2 separate regions of the Homo sapiens genome follow, and region 1 is linked to region 2. Evidence: chromatin loops called from intact Hi-C (ENCODE). Cell type or tissue: chondrocyte. All regions are shown on one strand. Each heading gives the region's core, and the rest is flanking DNA. Links, peaks and the distances in the headings are about the cores only. Region 1 has its middle 7.1 kb from the start of DDR1. Region 2 holds the start of TUBB (tubulin beta class I).

What was found. Peaks named below come from ENCODE experiments on the same cell type or tissue, not always from the same donor. Only the 100,000 strongest peaks of a DNase experiment are listed, where the experiment ranks them.
Region 1: it touches region 2 in a loop (3-fold over the local background); 28 of 110 quality-filtered maps call a loop at or near these places.

Annotation. Positions count from the first base shown.
Region 1 is chr6:30,874,769-30,880,139 of GRCh38, reverse strand. No RefSeq gene overlaps it. Among named protein-coding and RNA genes, the nearest start is that of DDR1, 7.1 kb to the left of the region's middle. RefSeq lists an enhancer at 2,215-2,716. In chondrocyte, for the core only: CTCF peaks have their summits at 2,033 and 2,245 (motif pointing right); a DNase peak (open chromatin) is centred at 2,229.
Region 2 is chr6:30,719,683-30,725,048 of GRCh38, reverse strand. TUBB (tubulin beta class I) reads right to left here and starts at 4,697. Exons shown (of 4, transcript NM_178014.4): 1 at 4,486-4,697; 2 at 2,404-2,512; 3 at 2,021-2,131; 4 at 1-1,709. The coding sequence starts at 4,542. The coding sequence ends at 652. RefSeq lists an enhancer at 4,173-5,071. In chondrocyte, for the core only: CTCF peaks have their summits at 910 (motif pointing left), 2,013, 2,240 (motif pointing right), 3,559 and 3 weaker places; DNase peaks (open chromatin) are centred at 3,535, 4,100 and 4,778.

The DNA.
Region 1 (5,371 bases), core at 147-5,146, 150 kb before region 2:
AAAAAAGGGCATTGTCAGACAATGTTCAGACAATCCTTGGTTTGGAAACTATGATCCCAAAGCCAAAGGTGATGAATTAGGCTTGGAGGGACTGGAGGAGGGAAGAGGAGTAATGAGGCCGCCTCTCACAGCATGCAAGAGGAAGCAGAGTATCAAATGGGAGGGGAGAAAGCAGGGCTCTGCGTCTGAGAGGGAGAGTTAAGGTTCCGACTCAACATCTGGCTTCTCTTGGCTGAGTCTACATCAGTAAGAGGGAGATAATGGTCACTGGCCCAGAGTCTGTTTAGAAGATAATGAGATAGCATCTGTAAGGTACAGGCCCACTGATAAAAGCAACCATCCAAACTCCACTAAACATGATCTCTCTCTGTGGACTTCTCATGTGTCACTTGGGATCTCTGAGTGCCACCTCCCAAGTCATTCCACAACAGTTGTTATTAAGAGTTTGCTTTGAGAGGCCGAGGTGGGTGGATCACCTGAGGTCAGGAGTTTGAGATCAGCCTAGCCAACATGGTGAAACCCCATCTCTACTAAAAATAGAAAAAAATTAGCTGGGTGTGGTGGTGCGCGTCTGTAACCCCAGCTACTTGGGAGGCTGAAGCAGGAGAATTGTTTGCACCTGAGAGGTGGAGGTTGCAGTGAGCCAAGATCACACCACTGCACTCCAGCCTGGGTGACAGAGGGAGACTCTGTCTCAAAAAATAATAATAATAAAATAAGAGTTTGCATAGGGCACCAGGTGCAGTGGCTCATGCCTATCATCCCAGCACTTTGGGAGGCCCGAGTCAGGCAGATCACCTGAAGTCAGGAGTTCGAGACCAGCCCGACCAACGTGGTGAAACCCTGTCTCTACTAAAAATGCAAAAAAATCAGCCAGGCATGGTGGCGGTTACCTGTAATCCCAGCTACTTGGGAGGCTGAGGCAGGAGAATCGCTTGAACCCGAGAGGTGGAGGTTGCAGTGAGCTGAGAATGCGCCATTGCACTCCAGCCTGGGATACAAGAGTGAAAGTCCCTCTCAAAATAAATAAATAAATAAATAAATAAATAAAAATAAAAGAGTTTGCATAGGGCAGGGCTCTGACAGCGAGAGCTATGAAAGATGCATTCAGTAATGGAACCCACTCCCCACCTTCCAGGCCTTTACAATCTAGAGAGTGTTAGGCGTATATATGTAGTCACAGAAGACAGAACACCGTGCTACAGGCAGAGCTGGAAAGGGTCATGGGAACCCAGGGAAGGAGGAGGCCAGGTCCTCCTGAGTGGGACAGGAGACAAGACTCAGGAAGACCTCAGGGAGGAGCTGGAGCTTGAACTGGGCCTTAAGTCATGCTAAGATTTGCAGAGATGAGGCAAGGCCATTCCTGGCCAGAGAAGCGGAGGAGCCAAGGCAGGGAGGCGTGAATATGGCTATGTCCAAATGCAGCCTCACCTGGAAGAAGGGTCCATCCCATGAGTGAAACCAGAAAGGCAGATTTGGAACCTATCATTGAGTAGTTTGGCTTATTCTGAAGGTGAGGAGAAAGAACCTTGGGGTTTTGAGCTGGGAAATGACATGTTTAGATTTGTGTTCTTTTAAAAGTGGTTTTTGGCAGCAGCATGTGGGATGCAGAGTTCAGAGTAATGGCTGAGGGGAGGGAGGAGTTAATCCCACTTTATCCTGTGTACGTCCCATGGTGCTCCCCCTAAGCCTCCAGCCAGGACAGCAGTGCACATCCTAGGTGTTTTACTAGCATTTTCAACCATCCTGTGTTTGCCTCCTCAGGGCCCTCTGACATGAGTGGGGCAGGGCTCTCATAAAAAGAAAACCTTGTAATCCCAGCTACCCAAAAGCTGAGGCAGGAGGATGGCTTGAGCCCCAGAGTTCGAGGTAACAGTAACTATGATCACACCACTACACTCCAGCCTGGGTGACGGAGCAAGACTCTATCGCCAAAAAAAGAGTGAGAAAAAAGAAAACTAGGCCCAGAGGGGCTGCGATTTACCTTAAATTGCAATAGCAATTTAATTGCCACTTAATGGCAAGTGGCTGCTTCCTACCCAGAACTTCCCCTGGATTCCTCCATCTCAGTCTTCCAAAATGGAAAGGGGGATGTAGAATGGCTCCCTGGGCCTCCAGACTGGACCGACCCTGGACCGACCGCTAAGCCTGGTGAGTCCTGCCTCTGCGGAAGCCCGGCCTTGATAAACTTATCGGAGTATTCTTTAGGCCTTATGGTCCGGACAGTGAACAGGAAGGCCACTTGGGGGCGCTTGCTGCACAGGTGACCAACTCCAATTACTGGAAAATGGAAGGAAAGTGAAAGCGGCCAGGAAAGAGATTCAGGCTTGGGCAGGGAATGGCAGGAAGCACCCCAAAGCAGCAGACCCAAGAGAGAGGTCAGAAAGGCTGACTGGAAGCCCAGGGCAGCTGCGGGGCTATTTAGGGTACAATGACCTAATTTGCACATATAGGAGATGTTGTCATTTATAGGCAGAATGTTAGAATCTTCACTTTCTCTTTTCTATTGTCCTTTGCTAAAAAGCCTGTGGAATTCTCAGCAGCGTCTTAGGATCCCTGAGCCTTGCTGTGAGCCAGGCTCTGCTCTCAGCGCTTTCCAGAGCCATCTCATTTGGCCCACACAGCAGTTCTGTGATGTGGCATTTTGAAACATGCCCACTTAGGGTAGAAACTGAGAGTTAGAAAAGTTGCTCTCCATCCCCATCCCCCATACACACACAGTAAATGGCAGATCTGGAATTCAGATCTCAGTTGTTTGTTTATTTGTTTTATAGAGACAAGCTCTCTGTCACCCAGGCTGGAGTGCAGGGGTACAATTATAACTCAATGCAACCTCTCAAGCCATCCTCCCACCTCAGCCTCCCAAATAGCTGGGGCTCAGGCACCATCATGTCCTGTTATTTTTTATTTTTATTTTTTTGAGACAGAGTCTCGCCCTGTTGCCTAGGCTGGAGTGCAATGGCACGCTCTCGGCTCACTGCAACCTCTGCCTCCCGGGTTCAAACGATTCTCCTGCCTCAGCCTTGAGAGTAGCTGGGATTATACGTGCCCGCCACCACACCCAGCTAATTTTTGTATTTTTAGTAGAGACAGGATTTCACCATGTTGGCCAGGCTGATCTTGAACTCCTGACCTCGTGATCCGCCCGCCTCCGCCTCCCAAAGTGCTGGGATTACAGGCATGAGCCACCACGCCCAGCCATTTTTTGTTTGTATGTAGAGATTGGTAGAGATAGGGTCTCACCATGTTACGTAGGCTAGTCTCAAACTCCTGGCCTCAAGCGATCCTTCTGCCACAGCCTCCCAGTGTAATGAGATTACAGGCGTGTGCCACAATGCTTGGCCCAAATCTGAGTCTTTTTGATTACAGAGCCAAAGCTAGGCTGGAGGATCTCAGCCACCATTCTTTTTCCAACTCTAGAGGTCTATAATACATTCTTATCCTTTCTCTCTAGTCCTTGAACATCTTGGAACATTGTCATTAACTCCTCTAACTTCTTTTATCTCCCAAGAACACTGGTGGCCCAAATTATTCTTGTGTACAAAAAATGTACAGAGATCCAAAAATGGTAAATGCTTACCTCAAGGTCACCCTGGAAGTCAAGGTCAGTGCTAGGATAGTGTTCTCAAACTGAGGTCTCTGGACTCCTGAGGACTCGTGAATACCTGTGAAAACTATTAAGTTCCATGTCTAACTTTCCTTAGTAGCATTTGAAAAGTGTTATAAGCATGTTTTGGGTCATTTGTAACTGATCCTGGCCCTGCTTGTGAGTACCTGCATTTGCATTTACCTATTTATAGCTTTAATTGTCTTGGTCGCATTTGTACCAAGTGAAGGCCAGGAGACAAGTTCTAACAAAGATTTCTTAGTAATTTGAACAGACATGAGAAGGGGAAGAATTGAGTCATCGCCAGGCACACAGTGGAATATTGTGCCAAGTGCGGAAGAACCTTCATCAGGCAGTACATGGTCTGTTGCCAGCAGCAACTTCATTTCAGAAAAACACTATTTATTACATTAATGTTAAACTTGTCTTTATACTTTTGTTTGTACCTATGGCTACTTTGCTTTGGTTTTATAACTGCTTAACTACTGAAGCATAAGGAATTCATAGTTAGTTGTGTTTCCACACATTTAAATTATAAAAATAATTTAAGTCCATGAAAATTGTTTTCCTTCCAAAAAGGTCCATCCATACATTACTCAAGTTCTTGCTCTCACAGTAGGTATAAACTAAACCTGGGCCATCAAGAGTCTCCAAGGAAAACTTGCAATGATGGAGTCCCTGTTAAAGGTCAAAAATCTCCCCGACCCTCAAGATCCAGTGCAAGTGAAGCAGCCAGTTGTCTGGGGTAAATACCCGGGGTTTGCCATCCCATGCCAGGAAAATGTAGGACACGGACACACGCGAGGAGTCGCGAGGAGTTTAAGAGGGAAGGTTTAATAGGCAAAAGAAAGAGAAAGGAAAACAGCTCTCTCTCTAGTGAGAGAGGGGACTTCCGAGAGAAAAGGGGCAGCTGGAGGCAGATGAGCCGAATTTATAGTCCAGCTTGAGGAGGCGGCGTCTGATTTACTTAGGACTCACAGATTGGTTTGATCAGGTGTTTGTTTACATAGCTGGGAAGGCTGGCCGCCCCACCCTAAGCTTATTATGCAAATGAACTCTCTCGGAGGGTGCCATTTTGTCGGCTCCTTACTGCACCTGTGGCTGACAGAGAAGGGATGATGGGGCCGCCATTTTGAACATGATTGGCACAACTGCCGTCATCTATGTCTGCAGCCCGATTTTACAGGCTGCTCTTTGTTAGAAGGAAAAATGATTTGGGCCTGCTTTCCATTAAAAGAGAAACCTTACCAAGAACTTCGGTAACCTCACTGTCTACCTAAGTAATTTCTTCTTAACTCCTGTGTCACAAGGAAGTTAGAACCTGGGGTTTCTGGGCTACTAAGAGAGGAAGATGTGAAGGACTGATTCACAAAGTGAAGAAGTCAGAGGGCAGTCACCTGGGGAAAACTCCAAGGACAGTTTACAGGATAGAATCAAGAATTGGCCAGGTGAGGCCAGGCGCCCTGGCTCACACCTGTAATCCCAGCACTCTGGGAGGGCGAGGTGGGCGGATCACGAGGTCAGGAGATCGAGACCATCCTGGCTAACACGGTGAAACCTCGTCTCTACTAAAAATACAAAAAAACGAGCCGGGCGTGGTGGCGGGCCCCTGTAGTCCCAGCTACTCAGGAGGCTGAAGCGGCAGGATGGCGTGAACCGGGGAGGCGGAGCTTGCAGTGAGCCAAGACCGCACCACTGCACTCCAGCCTGGGCGACAGAGCAAGACTCCATCTCAAAAAAAAAAAAAAAAGGCCAGGTGAGGTG
Region 2 (5,366 bases), core at 1-5,000:
AGGAGCTGAGTGAGGGAGGTAGAGTTGGAAAGGGAAGGATTCCACTTGACAGAGTGGGACAGACTCCTCCAGAGTAGAGCTTGGAGGGAGATTGAAAGTGGAGATAATACTGCTGACACCTCCCTTGAAGCTGAGATGGGAAATGGACATACTTAGAAATTTAGTGACTTTAATAGCCTGGATTTCCCTCTCCAAAACTTTTAGAATGGAAAATCCCATCCCCTTCCTTATATAGTGACTTCTACCCACTACCTTCTACCATTTTCTACTTTGGGCTTAGGATGATGGCCATTATCTACATGTGTTTTCAGCACCTGGTTGGTTCTAAATGGGATCTGGAGACCCAGCTTCTTGGAGATTTTTAAGAGGAAGTATTAACTGGACAAATGGAATGGGCACCAGAAAGAAATACAGGGTCACCCAGAATGGCAGAAACCTAGGTTTCCCAGAGTGGAAAGAGAGAGGAGACATTCAACAAACAAGTATTTATTGAGCGCCTACTATGTGCCAGGCACTGTTCTAGACCCCCCCCAGAAGAAAAAACAAAAAACAAGATAGAGGCAGCAAACACAAATTCTGAGGGAGAGGAAAGGGGCAGTTGAGTAAGACGGCTAAGGGAACTGAGAAGCCTGAGGTGATGGGGGCTCTGCCTTAGGCCTCCTCTTCGGCCTCCTCACCGAAATCCTCCTCCTCTTCTGCGGTGGCATCCTGGTACTGCTGATACTCAGAGACGAGGTCGTTCATGTTGCTCTCAGCCTCGGTGAACTCCATCTCGTCCATGCCCTCGCCTGTGTACCAGTGGAGGAAGGCCTTCCGGCGGAACATGGCAGTGAACTGCTCCGAGATGCGCTTGAAGAGCTCCTGGATGGCTGTGCTATTGCCAATGAAGGTGACTGCCATCTTGAGGCCACGAGGTGGGATGTCACAGACGGCTGTCTTGACATTGTTGGGGATCCATTCCACAAAGTAGCTGCTGTTCTTGTTCTGCACGTTAAGCATCTGCTCATCGACCTCCTTCATGGACATCCGACCACGGAAGACAGCAGCCACGGTGAGGTATCGGCCGTGGCGGGGGTCACAGGCAGCCATCATGTTCTTGGCATCGAAGACCTGCTGGGTGAGTTCCGGCACTGTGAGAGCTCGATACTGCTGGCTTCCACGGCTGGTGAGAGGGGCAAAGCCAGGCATAAAGAAATGGAGACGTGGGAAGGGGACCATGTTGACTGCCAACTTGCGGAGGTCAGCATTGAGCTGGCCAGGGAAACGGAGGCAGGTGGTGACACCACTCATGGTGGCTGAGACAAGGTGGTTCAGATCCCCGTAGGTTGGTGTGGTCAGCTTCAGAGTGCGGAAGCAGATATCATAGAGGGCCTCGTTGTCAATGCAATAGGTCTCATCAGTATTCTCTACCAACTGATGGACGGAGAGGGTGGCATTGTAGGGCTCGACCACGGTGTCAGACACTTTGGGTGAAGGCACCACACTGAAGGTATTCATGATGCGATCAGGGTATTCTTCTCGGATCTTGCTGATAAGGAGAGTGCCCATTCCAGAGCCTGTGCCCCCGCCCAGTGAGTGGGTCAGCTGGAAGCCCTGCAGGCAGTCACAGCTCTCTGCCTCCTTCCGTACCACATCCAGGACAGAATCAACCAGCTCGGCGCCCTCTGTGTAGTGGCCTTTGGCCCAGTTGTTACCTGCCCCAGACTGACCTGGAATGCAGTCAGGAGAAAAGCTCAATTAACAGGGTATGGAAGATACATGATGTTTCCATCTTTCAACTTTTCAAATAATTCCCTCGGATGTATCTTCTTTCTCCTTCACTGTGATATATTCTCCCCCTACTGCCCCATAATTTACCAGCAATAGTAGGCACTACCTCTACCCTCCGTTAGATTTCAGAACACATTTCTGTATTAGCACTCCAATACAACAATCATCTCCTAACTTTTGCTGTGTCCTTGCACCCAAATAAGTTGAACACGATGGTATATCATCTGCTAATATCATCTGTATAACTCACCAAATACAAAGTTGTCTGGTCTAAAGATCTGGCCAAAAGGACCTGAGCGAACAGAGTCCATGGTCCCAGGTTCTAGATCCACCAGGATGGCACGAGGAACATATTTGCCACCTACAGAGAATAAAGTTAAGAGCTGTGAAATCTGGCAGAAGGGAAGGTTTATAGATATACTGGAAATGGGAGACAGCAGGGATCAGAGACTTGTCATTCCAGGTCCCGCCACCAGGTGGCAGCAGACGTCTTTGGCCCCGACGGTGGTTCACGAAAGGGACAAAATGACAGATTCACCCAAAGGGGATAAGGCGTGCCCAGAAATGGAAAGAGATCCCAGATAAGTGGGAGACAGGGAAGGGAACCTGAGCTGCCCGGGCTCCTGCCCTTACCTGTGGCTTCATTGTAGTACACAGAGATGCGGTCCAGCTGCAGGTCGCTGTCCCCGTGGTAGGTGCCGGTGGGGTCGATGCCATGTTCATCACTGATCACCTCCCAGAACTGCCGAGGGGGAGCAACGAGACCACAACAGGTCAAGTCCCAGCCAACTATGTCCCCAACTACCATTTTATTTCATCTTTTTCTTAATTTTTTTTGAGACGGAGTCTCGCTCTGTCACCAGGCTGGAGTGCAGTGGCGCTATCTCGGCTCACTGCAACCTCTGCTTCCCGGGTTCAAGCGATTCTCCTGCCTCAGCCCCCGGAGTAGCTGGGACTATAGGCGCGCACCAACACGCCCAGCTACTTTTTGTATTTTTAGTAGAGACGGGTTTCACCATGTTGGCCAGGATGGTCTAGATCTCTTGACCTCGTGATCCGCCCACCTTGGCCTCCCAAAGTGCTGGGATTACAAGGGTGAGCCACCGCGCCCAGCTTCTTCTAATTTTTAAGACAGGGTCTTCCTGTTGCCCAGCCTGCAGTGCAGTGGTGCAATCACGGATGACTACAGCGTGGAACTCCCAGGCTCAACCGATCCTCCCATCTCAGCCTCTCGAGTAGCTGGGACCACAGACGCGCGCCACCACGCCCAGCTAATTTTTTACTTTTATTTTTTGTAGAAACGTGGCATGGGGGAGGGTCTCGCTTTGTTGCCCAGGATGGTCTCGAACCCCTGACCTGGAGGGATCCCAATTCGCCCACCTCGGCCCCACATCTCCCATTTTAATTCCACAAGCGCTCAGGCCGTTGTTCTAGGGCATGGCATCCCGTGGGCCTGCCACACCCTTCCCCTAGACACTCGCTCCCCCGAGAAAGCCACAGCTTTCCCTGCTCTGGATATGTGCAGCGGGTCCCAAGTGCTCGGTGGGCGGATGGAGGTCGACCACACTTCGATAAGCGCCGCTCTCCTTCCCCCAAGCTGGGCACCGCCCCACCGCGCGGCGCACAAAAGGCTGGGGGTCTGAGGAAAGAGCTGCCGCCGCAGTCGACCACCCCCCCCGCCCTCCACGTGACTGCGGCGCACGCGCAGGTCGAGCCGCCGACAAAAGACTTCGCGCGTGGGCGGGGCCAGGGACAAAAATTCCGCGCGCGAGGGGCGGGGCCCAAGGTAGCGCGCCCCTGCCGGCGGGCAACGCCGCATTGTCCCCGCGCGCCCACGGCGCCCCGGCCCCGCCCCGCAGGGCCCCGCCCTTCTGCTACAACGTAGCAGCCGCACTTCCTCCCGCCCCTCCCCCGCTACACTGTAACCGCGCGCAAAAAAAAAAAATCCCCCTTGGCCTCGGAATTTTTATTCCTTCGCTACATTTCTACCCCTTGATTTAAAGGATTCTTTCTCTCCCATTAAGTCCTGAGGGACTCATTAAAGAAAACCACACACCCCCATTTTCTCGACATATCTGTTCACGCCCTAAAAAAGTCTCTCTTAGGGGCCATGAAAGCAAGTAAAATTAATCCCGTTCTTATTCTCCTTCCACCCAGGAACAAATACAGGACCGGCCCTCTGGGGTCGCGGGCGCGTTGGGGTCCCTGGTCTTTTGTGAAAGGTAGCGCCCAGCGCAGCCCACCCTGGCGCATCGCCCCCCACCCTTGCGCTGGAGCTCTCTGCAGCCGCCCGATGGCCTCACCCCTTCCCGCTCCGGTTTGGCCCTAAGTACCCCGCAGGGGGGTTGGGCGGGATGCACATGGGCAAAACCTCGCCCCGCTTTGTCTGCGACCGTTTCCGCATCTCTCTCCCTGCCCGGTTCTCGGACCGTTAGAAGCCCTTTTAAGTAACATCTTATAAGTCCTCGGTCTTCCCGCCCCCAAACCCGAAGAGCCCTTTTACTAGTTTCTCCAAAATGTGCCTGCCAAGAAAAATGATTCCCAGCTTTCCAAAGGCAAATGCTAGCTACAATTGTTATATATATAAATGTAACAAACTTGAGAGGGGCAAATCTTGATTAAGGATAGCGGGTGCAAATGCCCCACAACCATTTTTTCATAACTTACCTGGATTTTTCCTTGTAAAAAGAAATAAAAGAGGTGTAAAATTCTTACCTTGGCACCGATCTGGTTGCCACACTGACCAGCCTGGATGTGCACGATTTCCCTCATGGTTAAAATTTAATTTTTTTGCTCGCCTCAAGGTATGTATGGGGCAAGAAAATAAGTAATTTTTTTTCTCCGCAGGTCGCAGGCTGGAAGGTTGGAATGCGCCCCAGAGGCTGGAGCAGCGAGGTGCAAACGCGACGGCAGGAAGGTTCTGAGAGGGAGAAAGGAGAGGGGAGGGCGCGGAGGGAAAGCAGGCTGGGCGGGGCGCGCGTGCGCCGGGGCTGGGAGGCGGGAGAATCGGCCCCGCGCGCGGTAGGGAGACAAAGCCTCATCGAGCCTGGCCCTGATTAGTCGATGCCGGTCATGTACCAGGCGTCCATTGGCCTCTGAGCCAGTGGACGAGCGCAGTCCTCTTTGGGAGTTGTAGTCCCCTATTGTTGTCCATGCTGCAAAATGAAGTGACGAATGGGTGGGTACCGGTTTGGTTTTCATGGGGTTTTTGTTTTGTAAATGAAAAACGACCTTGCGCAAGATTCCTTTCCTCTATGCCTGAGGTTTTTGTACAAAAAGTGAGCAGTTCTTGGGGGTACAGGAATTGAGAAGTCTGGGGTTCCAGAAGTTGGGTGGTGGGGAAGACACGCCCTGAAAGCTCCCAGCTGCAGTACCTCTAGGGGAGAAAGGATTGCTTAGTTCAGCGAAAAATGGGGAGAAGTCTGGCACCGTGCTCTGCCTCCCCTGGCCTTTGGTGACCCAAGGCATGAACTTCAGTAAGCTTCTGCTCCCTCAAATACTTCAAGAAGGGAATCGCCCTCTTGCTATTTCCTTGGAAATTTTCGAGCCATTGTTTTGAAAGAGAAACAAAATTGCAGCAAGGGCTTTTCAGGATA